Regions from separate parts of the Homo sapiens genome. Here region 1 is linked to region 2. Evidence: read pairs that join two places in POLR2A ChIA-PET (ENCODE). Cell type or tissue: PC-9. All regions are shown on one strand. Links, peaks and the distances in the headings refer to the core of each region. The heading gives the core; the rest is flanking DNA. Region 1 has its middle 38 kb from the start of LINC01845. Region 2 holds the start of LINC01847 (long intergenic non-protein coding RNA 1847).

The links. Peaks named below come from ENCODE experiments on the same cell type or tissue, not always from the same donor. Only the 100,000 strongest peaks of a DNase experiment are listed, where the experiment ranks them.
Region 1: POLR2A ChIA-PET joins it to region 2 with 12 read pairs; 2 of 35 experiments call an interaction of 5 or more read pairs at or near these places.

Annotation. Positions count from the first base shown.
Region 1 is chr5:159,423,990-159,432,329 of GRCh38, forward strand. No RefSeq gene overlaps it. Among named protein-coding and RNA genes, the nearest start is that of LINC01845, 38 kb to the right of the region's middle. RefSeq lists an enhancer at 3,476-3,555. In PC-9, for the core only: no CTCF peak of the experiment used is centred there; no DNase peak of the experiment used is centred there; H3K27me3 peaks cover 1,487 bases.
Region 2 is chr5:159,867,437-159,875,776 of GRCh38, forward strand. LINC01847 (long intergenic non-protein coding RNA 1847) reads right to left here and starts at 3,948. Exons shown (of 3, transcript NR_109891.1): 1 at 422-3,948. It also overlaps a transcript of ADRA1B not described here. RefSeq lists an enhancer at 6,346-7,545. In PC-9, for the core only: no CTCF peak of the experiment used is centred there; DNase peaks (open chromatin) are centred at 6,485 and 7,075; H3K27ac peaks cover 747 bases.

The DNA.
Region 1 (8,340 bases), core at 55-8,054, 440 kb before region 2:
TGCCTAACATAAGTATTTTTAATATTTTTCTAGAATGCCATGTCATACATCCAATAAAATTCAACTCTGCAAGCATGAGAGAGAAGAGGAAGGAAAAGAGAGAATCTGAAGTGTGAGTGATTCTGTTTACCATTCCACAGAGTAAGTGGCTGCCTGGGAGTGTGTGTGAGATGGGAGTGGGAGAGAATCTTCTGTTCTTCCCTTGGACCTCAGTTCCACGGAGCTTTTCAGCGTGTAAAACATCTTACCATGGACATTCTGGGTTTCGGTTTAAAAAGATGTATTTTTGGTTTGACACAGTCTCTCACTGAAACCAGCTGCTTCAGCTGACAGTCAAACTAAGAGTCAAGGATTAACTGTACAGTTAGGGACACAGCAGCCATGGCAAAACTTACTGAGAAATGGCCATCTCCCATGTAGCATTCTGCTAAGGGATTTCAAGGGCATTTTGACTTTTGACTTTTTTACCTGGCACGCTGACTTGGCGAGCTAACCCCTGTGCAAGATGCCACTCAAGAAGCCACTCCGTTGTTTATAATTAAGACAGCAGGTGAGGTGGCCCTGTACTTTGAGATTTAAACAATAGTGACTTAAGCTCTTTCTCCTGTTTTCTGTAGGAAGTCCAGCATGCTTACTGAGACTCCCTCCATCCCTGGGGCTGACAGTCCCGTGGGTTTGTTCTGGCTCTAGGTGTCCACCCCCGAGGAGCTCTGAATTCACAGTGTCGCATGAAGGGACAGCACCCTGCTCTCCCTGTGCAAGGCACTGAGCTTCATGTCAAACTTGGCCTCTGTGTTTTGTTCCCACCAGGCCCTTCTCCCAAGAAATGTACACGTAGCAAACTTTACTCAAAGTGTGAGGACTCAGGAGGGATTTTAAAAAATCATAAAAATGCCGAGTTTAAAATTAGATCGTATTAGTGTTGTTTTCCTTAGAAGGAAGAAAAAAAGTTTAAAAATTAAAAAAAGAGATAAAATTAGATCTTATATATCTCTCTCCTGGAAAGTTCCTTAACAGCCTTGCTGTAGGGGAAATGTCTTTCTCACCGAACACTTTTCTTGGAAGATTCCGGCCTTCCACCTTGTTGTTTGCCTTCTCTGTCTGTAAAACATTCAAATTCTCTCATTTATCCTAGAAGGCAGTTTAGCTCTACAGCCCCTACACAGTCCTAGACCTCCTTTCTGTATCTACTATTAAGTACCATTCACACCAAGGGTCACCTACTCTGAGTTTCAATCATTATTAATAAAGAAGGGAAAGTGGAGGCTTTGAAATTCCCATATTTTCTTCATGTCTCTCCACCAGTCTTTGTAAGTGAAATAGAGGCTGATAGAGATTTACTTTCTCATTGATATTAACTATGCTTCTCCTCTTAGAAGACAGAGGCATCTGTAGTCAGTGTCAAATATTTCCCACCCTACCATATATATATATGAAATACATGGATTATGTTCTATGGACAATTGGGTATCTTGTTTGTTTTAGTTACTATTGCTGTATAACAAATCATTCCAAACTTACAGGTTAATCAACAACAATTTATTATGCCCACAGATTCTGCAGATCAGGGATTTGAGAGGATCATGGTGGAATCACTTGTTTCTGTTCCATGATGTCTGGGGCCTCAAATGGGGAGATACAGAGGTTGGGGATGGCTTCGTGGGTGAGGGCTAGAATTATTAAGAGGGTTATCACTTACATGCCTGGCAGTTGATGTAAGTCATCAGCTGAGATGTCAGCTGGGGACATCCACTGAAATACCTACTCATGGCCTGTCCATGTGGTGCCTTAGGCCTCGTCACAGCATGGTGGCTGGGTCCCAAGAGTGAGCATCTCAAGAGAGCAAGGTGAAAGTGCATGACATTTTAATGAGTCAGCCTTGAAAGTCACATAATGTTAGTTCTGCACTATTCTTGGTCAAGGCAGACACTGAGATCTGCCCAGCTTCAAGGGGACGTGGCAAAGACCCCATCATTTGATAGGAGGATCGTCGAGGTCACATTGTAGTGAAAGCCTGTGAGACGAGTGGTGATGTTTCTGCCATGTTGGAAAATGCAATCTGCTACACTGCTCTTTTCATTTAACATATCATACCATTAAAATAATCCATCAACTCTGTGAATACATCCATAGAACTTATTCATTTACTAGTTCCTTAGTATAGGACTTTTCTCATCACTTCCCCATAAGAGAGAAGAAGGAGGTATGGTTATTTTCCTTCCCTAAAACCAAGAGAGAGAGGCCCAAAGAGAATTATTTGACAAGTGGGATTCCTATTCCTGCAGTGTCGACTCCATTAATTTGGGGTCTGTTATCTTTCCTTTGATGGTTTTTGAGTCTTGGACCAGCAGGAGCACCTGAGGCTGCTTAGGACATGGATATAGGGGTCTGTGGCTTCTCAGGTGTGTCAAGGACACATACATTTCTCCTGGGTCGAGGGAACACCTTAGGAAGTGGGACTTGAGCTGTTCTGCCATTATTCCCCAAGTGGGTTTCCCACTGGATGAGATACCCCTGGTAGAAGGAAAGTGTGGGGAAGACTGTGGTTGGGGAGGAAAAGGAAAGGAAGCAGCTGGAGCCCTAGCCAGGCCACCCATGTAGGTGAATATGCAGGGGATGGCCCTACGACATTCTCCAAAGAACCCAATGGATGAGCCCCATGAAGGAGCCACACAGCAGGAGTCAAAGCTCAGTCTGCATTATCCAGGAACCAGTGACCACTGAAATAAAAAGGATCAGCTCCTCATCATAAGCAGCTAAATGAGGAAACATCTCTGTCCTTCCCTCTTTCCATCCTGCCCCAACAGCAGAGGGCATGCGCATAGGAGATGGCGTGGTGAGAAGAGACCATCCTCTTTCCCCTACAACCTTTAAGCAGCTTAGAAACTCAAGTCTAGGTTTGTGTATGTGTTTGGGCGTGGTGAGGAAAAGAGAGTCATTACAAGAAAACAAGTTTCAAGTTTTGAAATGCATGGGACTGAGTCCTACAGAAACAAAAATGTCACTGAATAACCCTTAATAACTGGAAATAAATGGAATTGCACTAAGATGATGTCAAGCACCATTAAAGAGGATTTGAGAACACACAGTTGGTGGCAATTCTGTGTTTGAAACAGTGGTAAGCTGAGACTCCTTGATAAACTAGGTACAATTGTAGTTATTGGGTATCAGCCTTTTTTAAAGACTTAATTCTTAGCCAAAATGCCCTTCCAGGAAGGCTGTACTTTTCCCAGCTCCTTGAAGATGCCCACTTCACGGGATGACATTTATTCAGGCCTGGAGAGGTGCAATCTCATTATGTGGGTCATTAGAGCAACACATTAAAGGCGACAAAGGGAGTGTCGCCAAAAGACTTTGTAGCAAGTTATGTGGAAGTGAGCAAGAGAACACGACTGCCTCACCTCTTGGGGGTGGCGAAGGGTTATGTTTAGATGGGGTGTATATGAGTGTCTGGGGTTTTTTACTCATATTGATGGCCAAATTATTTTCCCCTTCTGATTCCCTTTGAGAATCCACTTCACTACCTGCTTCTTGCTGCAAACTGGGAGTTGTAAAATCAGAGAGTCTAGGGTGTCACCCGAATTGCCCTCATGTATGGCATAGCTGTGTGTGTAGAGCAGAACGAGGTAGGGAGGAAAAGTCATGCTGAGCTCAGGCTGAGAAAGAAGAGGGAATCAGAAAGATGGGCCATTTGAAAGCAAAACTGCCTTGAAATCTCTAATAGGCTCTGTCTTGCAAACAAGAAGGGGAAGATAGGGTGAGAGGGGATGTTAGTTTTTAGCAACTGTTTTAAAACTGACAACAGAGGAAGAGAGACCAGACCACAAAGTTAACATTTGCAACTTAGGCATCATTTGATTGTTTAAAAAAGTCCCCAGTCTTAGGAGGGGCTGTCCTTGGGTGAAGGGTTCTGTTTTGAACTGGAGGGAGATCTGGGTGAAGCATGGATGAAGTATATACTCCCTTCCTCAAATCACTCTCCATCTGCATCACCTGATGCTGGAAATCCCCAGGATTAGCTTTTATAAAGTTTTGGCTACATTATGAAGTTCATTTAATGCCTTCCACAATGGCGTCTCAATTTACAGGTGAGCTAACTGAGGCTTGGAGCAGTTAAGGCAATGAGTGTAAGTCTGCGCAGCTGGTGAAGCACACAGCCCAGGATTTGGACCTAGATCTGTCCGATTCTAAATTCTTTCGATCACACCAGTGGCCCCAGCAGATGCTCACTCCTTTAGATTAAGTACCCTCTCCGTCAACTGCATTACACAGTTTCTTAAGCAAATAGCATGGAGGCTCAGACTATGAGCTTTGGAGTCAGTAGGGCTTGAATTTAAATTTTGACTCCAGCCTTGATCATTTATGTGACTTTGGGCACACAACGCAAAGTCTACTCAAAAAAAGCTGTGAGGAGGATGTGCAGCACAGCTGTGGTAAACACTCTACTAGATTATTATTATTGTTATTATTATTATTTTGAGACGGAGACTCTCTCTCTGTCGCCCAGGCTGGAGTGCAGTGACACGGCCTTGGCTCACTGCAGCCTCAACCTCCTGGGCTCGAGCCATTATCCTACCTCAGCCTCCCAAGTAGCTGGGACAACAGGTGCATGCCACCACGCCTGGCTAATTTTTGTTTTTTAATTGAGATAGAGTTTCACTATGTTGCCCAGGCTTGTCTCAAATTCCTGGGCTCAAGAAGTGATCCTCCCACCTCAGCCTCCTAAAGTCCTGGGATTACAAGTGTAAGCCACCACGCCTGGCCTATTGTTAATTTTTAAAAAGCTGTTGTCTCTCTTTGATCCATAAGTGTGTGATAATAGAACAGGAGGGGGACAGTTAACAATGATCAGAACACTAGCTAACACTTCTTGAGCACTTAGGATGCATCAGACACTGTGCGAATTGCTTTCCATGGTACTATCTTAATCTTCCTAACAATTCAACGATATGTACCATTAGTCAACCTCAACGTATAAATAGAAAGCACATCCAGCTACAGGTAGAGGAGCCAGGATCTGAACCTAGGTGGGTGAACTCTGGAGCCTGTGCTTACACCAGGAGGTAAGCTTGCAGGGGCCCTGCGGGACTTTGGGAGTAGATGGGGATGCTTAAGGAGGGTTGAGTAGGAGGCTGTGGTCCTGGGGTAGTGTGTGGGCTTTGGGCATTGGAGGGTGGGGAAGAAGGTGACAAGAACGGGGTGAGATAAGGTAACCATGGAGTGGGGATTTGGACATTTGAAACAGTTGTCACCTGTAGGATGATGTCTTAGTTCATTCTTGCACTGCTATAAAAGCACACCTGAGACTAGGTTATTTATAAAGAAAAGAGGTTTGATTGGCTCACAGTTCTGCAGGCTGTACAGGAAGCAAAGCAGCTTCTGCTTCTGGGGAGGCCTTTGGAAGCTTCCAATCATGGCAGAGGGCAAAGGGGGAGTGAGGTATTTCATGGGGCAGGAGCAGGAGCAAAAGAGAGTGAGAGGAGGAGGTGCTGCACACTTTTAAACAACCAGATCTCGTGAGATCTCACTCACTGTCATGAGAACAGCACCAAGGAGATGGTGCTAAACCATTCATGAGAAACTGCTCCCATGATCCAGTCACCTCCCATGGGGCCCCACCTTCAACACTGGAGATAATAATTCAGCCTGAGATTTGGTGGGGACACAGATCCAAACCATATCGGATGGTTTCCAGGGAAAGGCATTTGCATCTGAATCCCAAAGGCGAATCACAGACTGTCAGGGCTGGGAGTTCCTTAGACATGGTCTAGTCTGATGGTCTTTTAAACTGTACATATGGAAGCTTAGAGTCCGTCAAGGGTATGAATCGATAGAGGCAGTGGGATGGAGGCTGAGCAAAGGGGTCTTCAAGACCTTCTGGTTTGCATCAACCAAAGTCGTTCCATTTCTCTTTTTACCCTTTTTGTTGTTGTTGAGGTACAGCTTATATATAATAAAGCACACGAATTTCAATTCATGTGATGAGGCTGGGCATGGTGATGCATGCCTGGAATCCCAGCATTCTGGGAAGCTGAGGTGGGTGGATATCTTGAGCTCAGGAGTTCAAGACCAGTTTGGGCAACATGGCAAAACCCCAACTCTACAAGAAATACAAAAATTAGCTGGGCATGGTGGCTCATGGCTGTAGTCTCAGCTACTTAGGAGGCTGAGGTGGGTGGATCACTTGAGCCCGTGAGGTTGAGGCTGCAGTGAGCTTTGATTGTGTCACTGCACTCCAGCCTGGGTGACAGAGTGAGGCCCTGTCTCAAAAGATACATGAAATAAAATAAAGCCTGATGAGTTTGTATAAACTTATGCACCCATGTAACCACAGATCAAGATAAAGAATCTTTCCAAAGTCCCAGTAAGCTCTCTCTGGTTCTTTCCCATCAGTGCTGTCACCAAAGAGAACCACCATTTTCATATTATCTGTTTTCGAACTCATATAAATGGAATCGTAGAGCATGCGTTCATTTTGTCTAACTTCTTTTGTTCAAAATTATGTCTGGGAGATTCATCCATGTTCTAGCATGTAGGAGCCGCCCACCCTTTTTCATTGCTGTGTAGTATTCTGTTGTGTGACTATACCAGAATTTATTTAGCTTTTCTGCTTTTGATGGACATTTGGGTTGTTTCCATATTTTGATGTTATGAACATAGCTGCTATGAACACTCTTGCACAGCCTTTTTGGGGAAAAACGAACACATTTCTGTCGGGTATATACCCAGAGTGGTATTGCAGGGTTACTGGGTGGCTGCATGTTTAGCTTTGGTGGGTAGGGCAGCTCTATTTTTGAACAGATGTTTCATAGAGTAGGAATCCTCATGTAAGATTTTGCCTGGAGAAAGGGTGTGATTGCTTACATTTTTCTTTACATGGAAAAAGTTTCAATTCCTGTAGTGCAATCTTCTGCATTTACAGATGGTGAAACTGACACTCAGAAAGTGATTTGCTCAGACTCAAACTGCGGTAAAGCCACAGCCAGATCACTAGACTGAACATTTTGTATTGACTTTCAAACTCTGTGAAACAGATCCTAAATATCACTCAAACTGGTTGCTGGTCAGATGTGGACAGGAACCCATAATTAGAGTCAGAAGCCTTGGGTTCAGTCTCAAAACTCTCACTAACAAATGTGTGAGTCAGGGTGAGGCACTGCTGTGGACCTCCATCTCCCTAACAGGGAAATGGATGTATTTGCTTCACAGCGTTGCTGGATGGAAGGAGGTAATGATGGGGAGACATTTTATAGCTGGGAAGCTCTTAGCAAATTGTTATTATCATTATCAAAATGTATTCTAAGGGGATGCTTGGGCAAGCATGCTGTTTTCTTGTGGTATGAATGTTTATTCACTATTTTCTGTTTTATATTTTAGCCTGAGTTAATAGTTTTTAATGAACATTTCTTCCCCCTCATTAAAGAGCTAGTATGGCAGTTAGTATTTTCCGGAGATAGCCACACCAAGTATAGCCCATCCTCCATGCTGCTCTTACACTGGGGACATTTTTATAATGAGACACACCTGCATTGAAGCGGGGGTCTGTGTTTCCTCCCCTTGAACCTGGGCAGGCTTTTGTAACTGCCTTGACTCACTGAAAGTGCAGAAATGGCAGTGCGCAAGGAGGAATGCAGAGTTAGAAAGGAAAAGTCTAGATTTCGGGGTGTTTCCTGCAGAGAACAGAAACCCTCCCTGGGAGGAGACACTGCTGTGGCTTTTACTTTTCTGGTTTTACACTGTGGTCCTATTCACTTTTCAGATTTCTTCATTAAAACCTTCCCCCAAAGAGGAAAGCCTATGTCTAGGAACCACCCTGACAAGTTAAAGCTGAGGTGAGAACTGAGTGCTCCATAGCTTCCAATTCAGGCAGAGTTTTAGTCATTTTGGGGGAGCCTGTTGACTCTGGGAGAAAGGCCTAGAGCTCAGATTATCCTGGGGTTGTGGGGGCTGGGAACAGGAGCTTTGAGTGACAGTATACAGGGGAATAGTGACAGCTCCCCTTTGCCTGAGGGGCAGATGGACTCCTAGCACCCAGAACCCTAGACGCAGAATGGCGCCCATGGGGGTGAGTGGTCGAGAGGCACACAGAGAGAGCTGGATTTCTGCCCCTTGACTTTCCCCTCCCTGAGAGCTCCAGGTTTCCAAGAAAAAAGGTCCTCACCACAGTTCTAAAAATAATAACTATCTTGGCTGGGCACAGCGGTTCACACCTGTAATGCCAGCACTTTGGGAGGCTGAGGTGGGAGGTTTGCTTGAGCCCAGGAGTTGGAGACCAGCCTGGGAAACATAGTGAGATCCTGTCTCTACAAAAAATACAGAAAACTTAGCCAAGCGTGGTGG
Region 2 (8,340 bases), core at 189-8,188:
TACAACTGATTCACCATCTTGCTGGTTCTACCACCCTCTCCCTCGCCCTCTCTCATATTTTCCTCTCCCTTTCTTCCTCTTCACTCAGGTACAGCTATACTTGCTGTTAGTATTTTACAGCTATACTTGCTGTAAGTATTTTACAGCAAGTGGGCTTGTCAAGGGGTTTTTCCACATCAGGGTGGATGTCTCCTCAGAAAGAATTCTCAAACCAACTGCTAAGACAATAAAAGTTTTCCATCTCTTATTCCACCCAAGACTGAAATCAAAGATGGAGACCACTGTTCTTTACTTTCCATTATTTCCTTTGACCACATGATGACAGATGTCAGAGAGTCCCTGTCATAATAGAGCTCCTGAGTGCTCGCCTAACTCAATGGAAGAACTGCTTTCACCTTGATCCAATTGCCAGCTTATCTACCTGGCTTTGATTCTCTGGAACCGCAGGCTTTCTTCACCACAAGTGTGGTCTCACGTGTTCTGGATCTGTGTCTATAAGCAACAGAAAAAAAAACTATTAAACACCCATTGCAAACAAAGTAAAATTCTAGGGACTGAGAGAGAAGAATCATGGCCTCTGTTCTATAAGAATTTGTGAGCCCAGCTCTGGCACCAACTTACCATGTAATTTTAGGAAGATGACTAACTTCCCAGCCTCAGTTTCCTCATATGTAAAATGGTGATATTGTAAACACCTACCACATAGGGTCATTGCAAAGAATAAATAAGGTAAAGACAAAACAAAAAGGCAAAACAAGTAAAGTACTTGGCTTGGTACATGGTTAATAATGATAATAAATTATGTACAAATAAATCAGTGCTGATTGCTCAATGAAATGGGAAAAGATGCATAATATAAGGCAGACTTTGATAAGTTTTATAGGAGAGTTACAATTTCCTATGGGGAAATATGGGAGGGAAGGATTCATTCTAATTGAGAGGATTGAGAAAGGATACTCAGAGTAAACAAGAGTTGAGCTAGGTGTGAAGAATAAATAGGATTGGGACAAAAGGTCTTGGGAAGTTTCCACAAGGTATTGAGAATCAGTGTTGAAAACTTGTATATTTTTGGTAGTGTTTCAGTATTGAAGGATGATGATCTTGGCTCCTACCAGTTATGGTGAGAAACTAGGTTGCTATATTCAGAAACGATTTGGTGGATAGAAGTCTTGAAAGCTTTGTGGCTAAAACTCTACCTGATCCCTATGCAGTCTATGGGTGGCATAGTTTTTGTAAGGCCAGAGGTTACATTACCTGAAAGATCATTTAGACCAATACTCATTAGATGTCTCAGCTGTTGTTGTAGGTACAACATCCTTACTCAAAAGCCAACTCATTATCAGTTCATACACCTCCAATGATAGAAAGTTCATTGCCAACACTATTTTGACCACAGTCAATATACTGAAAAGGACCAGAGGGCAGGAAACCCATCAGGTTCATGGGAGATCATAGGAAGAAGGACATAGTTTCCAGAAATTATCAGTTTTAAAAGGAAACTTAACTTGACTCTAAGCAAACCATTCAACCTCTCTGGACCTCAGAGCATCTCTCATGTTGCTTATAGCTCTAATATCCTGAAGCCTCAAATCAAAAAGGCAGCAGAGATTAAACAACATATTGTAGAGAAAAACCAACTGAAATCGGGCACACATACATATTTTGTAATTTTCAACTACAAAGTAAAGAGATTATTATTACCACTATGAAAGCATTTCATTTCAATTCAACAAGCATCATGTCAGTCCCCAGGGTTACAGAGCTGAATACTCCTACTCTATTCCACCCTGGACAAACCATTCCTGGAAAGCCTTCTATCCAGGTGTGGATGCCTCAGTTTAACAGGTATAGCAGTACACTATGGTTTGGCCAGAATCTGGAGATATAGCTGGAACATAGGCTGTCATCTAAGTGAAAACTCTTATCAGAGCTATATGAGAGGAACTAAAGTTCTTTTAAACTACTGAGAGCAGAACAGGTGTCCACAGGTAAAATTACCACAGAAGTGGATTTCAGTTTTATGTAATGAAGATCATCCTAGTTATTAGAGTTGCTCACTGGAAAAGCTAATGAATCCCATTGCAAGAAGTATTTCAGAACGATCTGGAGAACTAACTCTTAGAATAGTTGTAGAAGACATGTTTGCACTGGCTAGGCAATTAGTCCAGAAGATACACAGTAATATTGATCATGATTCATTCATTTATTCAACATACATTAGTGAACACTTCCTGACTTTGGGGCTGGCATCCCTGGGTTTAAGTCTCCACTGTGCTACTTCCTAGCTGTGATACCTTGAACCAGTTAGTGTCCCTGTATCTCAGTCTCCTCATCTACAAAATGGGAATAATAATCGCTCCTGCTTCAGAGAGTTATTGTGAAGATAAAAGGAGATGATTTATGTAAAGCAGTTTTGAACAGTGTCTGGCACATAATACATAGTCAATTAATATTAGACATTAGTAGCAGTAATATGTGATATGTTACTGCTGTAATATATTGCAGCCAATGGCAGGCACTGGGCTAGACACTGGATTACCATGGTTAAGAAAACAGACATCAATCCTACGTTTCTTGAGTTTAAAGTCAGCCAAGAGGTTGGAGGGTGTAAAAGACAGTAAACAAAAAGTCACAGAAACAAATAGTTTCAAAATGTGACAATGCTATGAAGGGAAAAAAGAGAATTCCATGATAGCATATAACAGAGAGGAAGGAGACTCATCTAGACTCGGAGGTACAGGGAAGGGTTCTCTGAGGAACTGACACTTAGGCTGAGTTGCAGTATAGACGCATCCCTGTACCAGTGATTTAGAGGAGTGGCCTCACGCTTGACTTATTTTAAGTCCACAGAGAAAGCAAGCCATCTATCTGCAAGAGTGTGGCATCACCTGGCAATCTGATTCCCAGTTTGTGCATCAAGACTCACACTGGCAGTGTAAATGTAGACAAGCTCTCTTTGCTTTAGCTATTAGATTCCATTTAATTTTTCTCTGAAATCTATAAACATCAATAAATCCATCCATCCATCCAACCATTCATTCAATGATCCACTGGCCTATGGGAGATTCAAAGATATGTAGCCCCCAATGTCAAAAAATTCTGCAAGGGAAGCTGATGTGTGTATAAACTCCTGTAAGTGAAGATACATGGGAGTGATGGAGGGAAATGCTATGGAATTTTGAAGAAGTTAGAAATTCAGCACCAATCCGGGTGTGAAGGGAGAAGTTGTTGGAAAAAGTGGCATGTTAAAGTATGCTGGGGGATTCTAAGCAAAGTGAACGCAAAGGAATCAAATCTTATTCAGCATTTGTGTTCTAAAATCAATGCATAAAGCCAAAAAAAGTCATAAATAGAGGATAGTCAAAAGTTCCCTTGAAAATCCCTTATGAGAGACTGTGTTGGAAAATGACACTGTCTCTCAAGAAATCCAATACAGTCACTGTGTCCTGTAGTCCCAAAATCAATTGTTGTTGCTTCAGCTGAATTCGTGAGCTTGCTTTAAGGGGCCAAGTTGTATGAAAACCATGAAATCTTCCACATTGGACTCACACATGTTGTGATGAGATGCTCATCCTGTGGGAAGACCATAGAAGAGGTGAGGAGGAGTAGTTGTGGCCATGTTTCCTGCAACCTGCAGGGCAGCACTCACCATTCAGCATGGAAAAGCAGACAGAGCTGTCCCTAGCAGCTTAGCCATCAATTTGCTCTGCTCTCAGCCTCCCTCAGTCTATTCATGTTATTTTTTGCCAACTAAATAGTTAACTGTGCTTGCATTAAATATAAATATAATAATGTGTCCAATGCAACATGGTTAAAAACCCGAGGTCAGCAAACAGCTGGGCTATTCAGGAAACAGCTCAGTGGCCCATTATAACTGGAAGTTGGGGTCTATATTGGTCTCTAAGGCTCCCATAACAAAGCACCACAAACTCGATGACTTAATGCAACAGAAGTTTATTCTCTCATGGTTCCTTTTGGAGAGCAGAAGTCTAAAAATCAAGGGGTCAGCAGGGCCACACTTCCTGTGGAGGCTCTACAAGAGATTCCATCCTTTGCCTCTTCCAGCTTCTAGTGATTCTAATTCCTTGGCTTGCAGCTCCTCCCCTGTGTCCTTATGTCTCAACTCTCCCTCTCTTTTATTTTATAAGGACAACACTCCTTGAGCTTAGGGCCCACCCTAAATCTAGAATCATCTCATCTCAAGATTCTTAACATCTTCAAAAGCCCCATTTCCATTAAAGTCACATTCACAGGTACTGGGGTGGTGGGGTGGGGTTAGGACTTAGACGTATCTTTTGGAGATCTGCTATTCAACCCAATACAAAGTCTAAGAAAGAGAATTTTAAAAGTAGATTGAAGCCCTGTTTTGACAGTCTTTGAATGCCAATTTTGAATGACTTTGAGGTTATAGTTCTCTTTAGAGTTGTGATGGTGGCAACTTTTACTTACATGCTATTTAAACATCTCTCTGCAGGGTCTCCTCCTCTGCCTTACTGTTCCTCTCTGACACCCTGGAGCCCTTCCCTACTACTTTATGTACTCATGAGGGATCCTGCAGGACAATAAGCTTTGATAAACTTGATAAACTCCAACATTGCTTTTTCATGTCCTAATCAAAATGCCCAACTTGTATCATATCCTCTACATGAGTGACGATTAATCAACTAAAATAATCTTATAAGATTAAAATACTCTCATGATTAATCAAATAAAATAACCTTATTTTAAAATAATAAAATAATTAAGGCACTGGCTCGTCAACATTGTTAGAAATTGCACATGTGGCCTTTTGAGTGTGTCTATGTTAATGAGTGCTCTTGCTTGCAGAGATGCAGCTGCTGCTGGGGACACCACCTGAAGCAGGGAGGGAGAAATGCCCTAACTAGCTGCTTCTTCTTGTCCCCAAAATATCATTGGCCAAACTCAGCTAGAAGCCAGCTGATGCAGGAGCCTGGGAGCTACAGCTTGCAGAGATAAGATCCCTGTGATACAGAACAGAGGTGGGAAGGGAAAGACACTATGGGAAGACAAGTGGGCCCTGGACCAGCAAACTATTATTATCCCCATTTTACAGAAAGGGACATGGAGCTCAGAGAAGGTGATGTGATTGCCTAGAGTCATGCAACTGGTGAGTATGAGTGTGGACTTTGAATCCAGGTCTGTCTGAATCATAAGCCTGAGGTCTTGCCAGTCTTGCCTGGCTCTCACTACCATCATAGAAATTTCACTTGCTTTGTCTGACTGCTTGGTCAAGAGATAGACCAAGGTCCTGAGAGGCAGTTTCATGGCTCTGAAATCTGCAATAAAACCTTCCTTGGATTCAAGATCTGGGCTTTTATAAAAAAAATTCTGGGATACATGTGCAAAACGTTCAGGTTTGTTACATAGGTATACATGTGCCGTGGTGGTTTGCTGCACCTATCAACCCATCATCTAGGTTTTAAGCCCCACATGCATTAGATATTTGTCCTAATGCTCTCCCTCCCCTTGCCCCCCACCCCCAAACAGGCCCCAGTGTGTGATGTTCCCCTCCCTATGTCCATGTGTTCTCATTGTTCAACTCCCACCTATGAGTGAGAATATGCGGTGTTTGGTTTTCTGTTCCTGTGTTAGTTTGTGGAGAATGATGGTTTCTAGCTTCATCCATGTCCCTGCAAAGGACATGAATTCATTCTTTTTTATGGCTGCATAGTATTCCATAGTGTATATGTGCCACATTTTCTTTATCCAGTCTATCATTGATAGGCATTTAGGTTTGTTCCAAGTCCTTGGTATTGTAAATAGTGCTGCAATAAACATAAGTATGCATGTGTCTTTACAGCAGAATGATTTATAATCCTTTGGGTTTATACCCAAGATCTGGGCTTTTTGAAGGGCACAGAGTTGCAGGGCTCCAGCCTCCTTCAGGAAAGAACCCACTGAGTCCGCTGCTGCAAGTGCCATCAGCAGACACTCCAGCTGTCAGCATGAGCTTGGCAGCCTCAGCTGCAGAGAGCCACCTTGCCCAGGAGAGTACCCTTCCCTGACAGCACATACCCAATCACTGATAAAGGCTCAGTCTTTTCAGCTCACTGAGGACAACTCTAATAAACATCACAGTTCAACTTCTGCCTCTGTTCAATCCTGTTTCCTCTCCCTTCCCCAAGTGCCGATCCCTAACAACAAACCCTGACTATGACAGCCTATGACAGGACTTTTCGTTGTTATTGTGCTCATCTCAGAGCCCCCTCAGTCTACACATATACTGGATGATGGTGGCAACAGGAGTGAAAGCCATGGCAATGACCATCGTGGAGGTGGTTTCACCTCCTTCCATCTCTAGACAGTGTGCAGGCCTGTCCCCAGTGGAATTTTTCTGGTTAATTTAGACAGAAAAACAAATGGAGATACCATGAAATGATGAGGCACTCCATCATTTTTTTTGATGATGATCCATTGCTTCATTCCCCCAGAATGAATCACCAAAATAGTATTTGATTGGAAGGTCAGTGGAAGTACAACCATCAGCTTTTTAACCCCACCTCTTTGTTTTTTTATGCAGAGGGCAGAAAATGTCTTCTGGACGACTTACTGTCTTGATAGTGTCTTCATACTGGAACAGAAACACAACCTAACATTCTGTAGCCCTTCTGGGCTATTGGGGTCTTCTCTCTAGAGGTAACTAGACTGGTTTCTGCCTTTCTGTAAAATATTCCCTCTGAAGATTCCCAGGATGCTTGGAGAAGTGCTCAGACCCACTGATTTCTAATACCAGCCCCTAGAGCCACAATAAAGGCCTGAAGCTTGGTGGGGCTTCCAAAAGCCATCAAGTCCACCTCTCTGCCCTTGGGAAGAACCTCCCACCACCACCAACATACACATATTTTCTTTCTTCAAAATGAAATAAATTCCTTATTTTCTTGGCTATCCCAGCTCACCACTATCCAATCAGATGACACAAGCTACTGAAGCTCTGTAGAGCTGTGGGTGGCCTCCTTCACAATTTTCTTCCCTGCCAACTAATTCCTGACCTTAACCTTCTTAGGTGTCAGTGCAGCACCTATTATTCATGACTTCATTGACATTTCTTCCAAATCCCTGAAGCTGGTGGTGACTCATTCCCTCTTGTCATCAAGGGGCATCATTGGGCTGTATACAGTACATGGCATGAAGTTCATTTTAGCTGTTCTCTGAAGTCTTGCAACAAAGGAGCTCTGAAAATTTTTAATTTGATGACCTGGAGGCAAACATGAAGATTTCCAATTTAACAGCCTGAAGAATTAAATTAAACAACCTGTGTGGGTCATGCAGGGACAAGGAGCCTGGACTTGCCCCCTTGGGGGTCAGAGTCCTCAGGTCCATGGAAAGTTGGTCTAACAAAGGTCTAAAATGTCCACAGCAGTCCAGGCCTTCCCTAGAGGGCCCCGTTTGAATTTATTCATGTACCCAAATGCAGTTTGCACGAAAAGGGTATGTCCTTGTATTTTCCATGGGATATTTTCTTTAGCTGAAAAGAACTGAACATTTATTGGGCTAAATGAGAACTGAGAATTCGTGCTCCTAGACAAAACTGGTGTCTTCACAGCACTAATTAAGTCAAACAGGATGGCAATTTCCTGGGAAATTGCATCAAAACTCCTAGCTTCATGGTCGTTTGGTGGTATAGGTCCCCTCCACCCCGATTCTTAGAGCCTGAGCCACACTGGCATTTAGATAAGAGAAGGGGGCTTTGGTAACATAATTCATGGTGGAGAAAACAACAGTGGCCTTTTCAGTAAAATCATGCACAGGACTTATACTAAGAGAAGGTTTATCCTGCAGGATAAAAGCTTGTTGGCTTGCAGATGTCCTACCTTAATGTCAGGACACAGTTATATCCTTTTATTCTCTTTTCTCCCCTCCTCTATTCCCCACTCCCACAAAACTCAAGCCCACAACCGCAGCTCCTACCCAAGAGCAAAATCTGAAATAAGTCACCGACAGCCTTAAGGACCAAGCTCAAGGAAAAATGAAACTCTGGAGTTAAACCCAAGTCACAAATATATGACCCTGAGACCATACCTAGTGCATGGATACATCAGTTTGGTTCATATACAGTATCTTACTTTAAAATTTCAACATGCATTTCTAAATTGAGAGAGTCCACTAAAACTCCAGTTTTCCAGTTTCTCCTGAAAAATAAAAATATCCAGCCACAGCTGGATAGGATTCCTGCACAGCCAGAACCAGCTGGAGCTCAATAACCAGCATCAGCCCCTTCACAAGGGGCACACCCTCTCTAATTCGCCTTCCTTGTGCCACACAAGTTCCAGTTTTGCATAGTTCTGCTCTGGTCCCTGCAGGCATCCAGGTTTGAGTCCC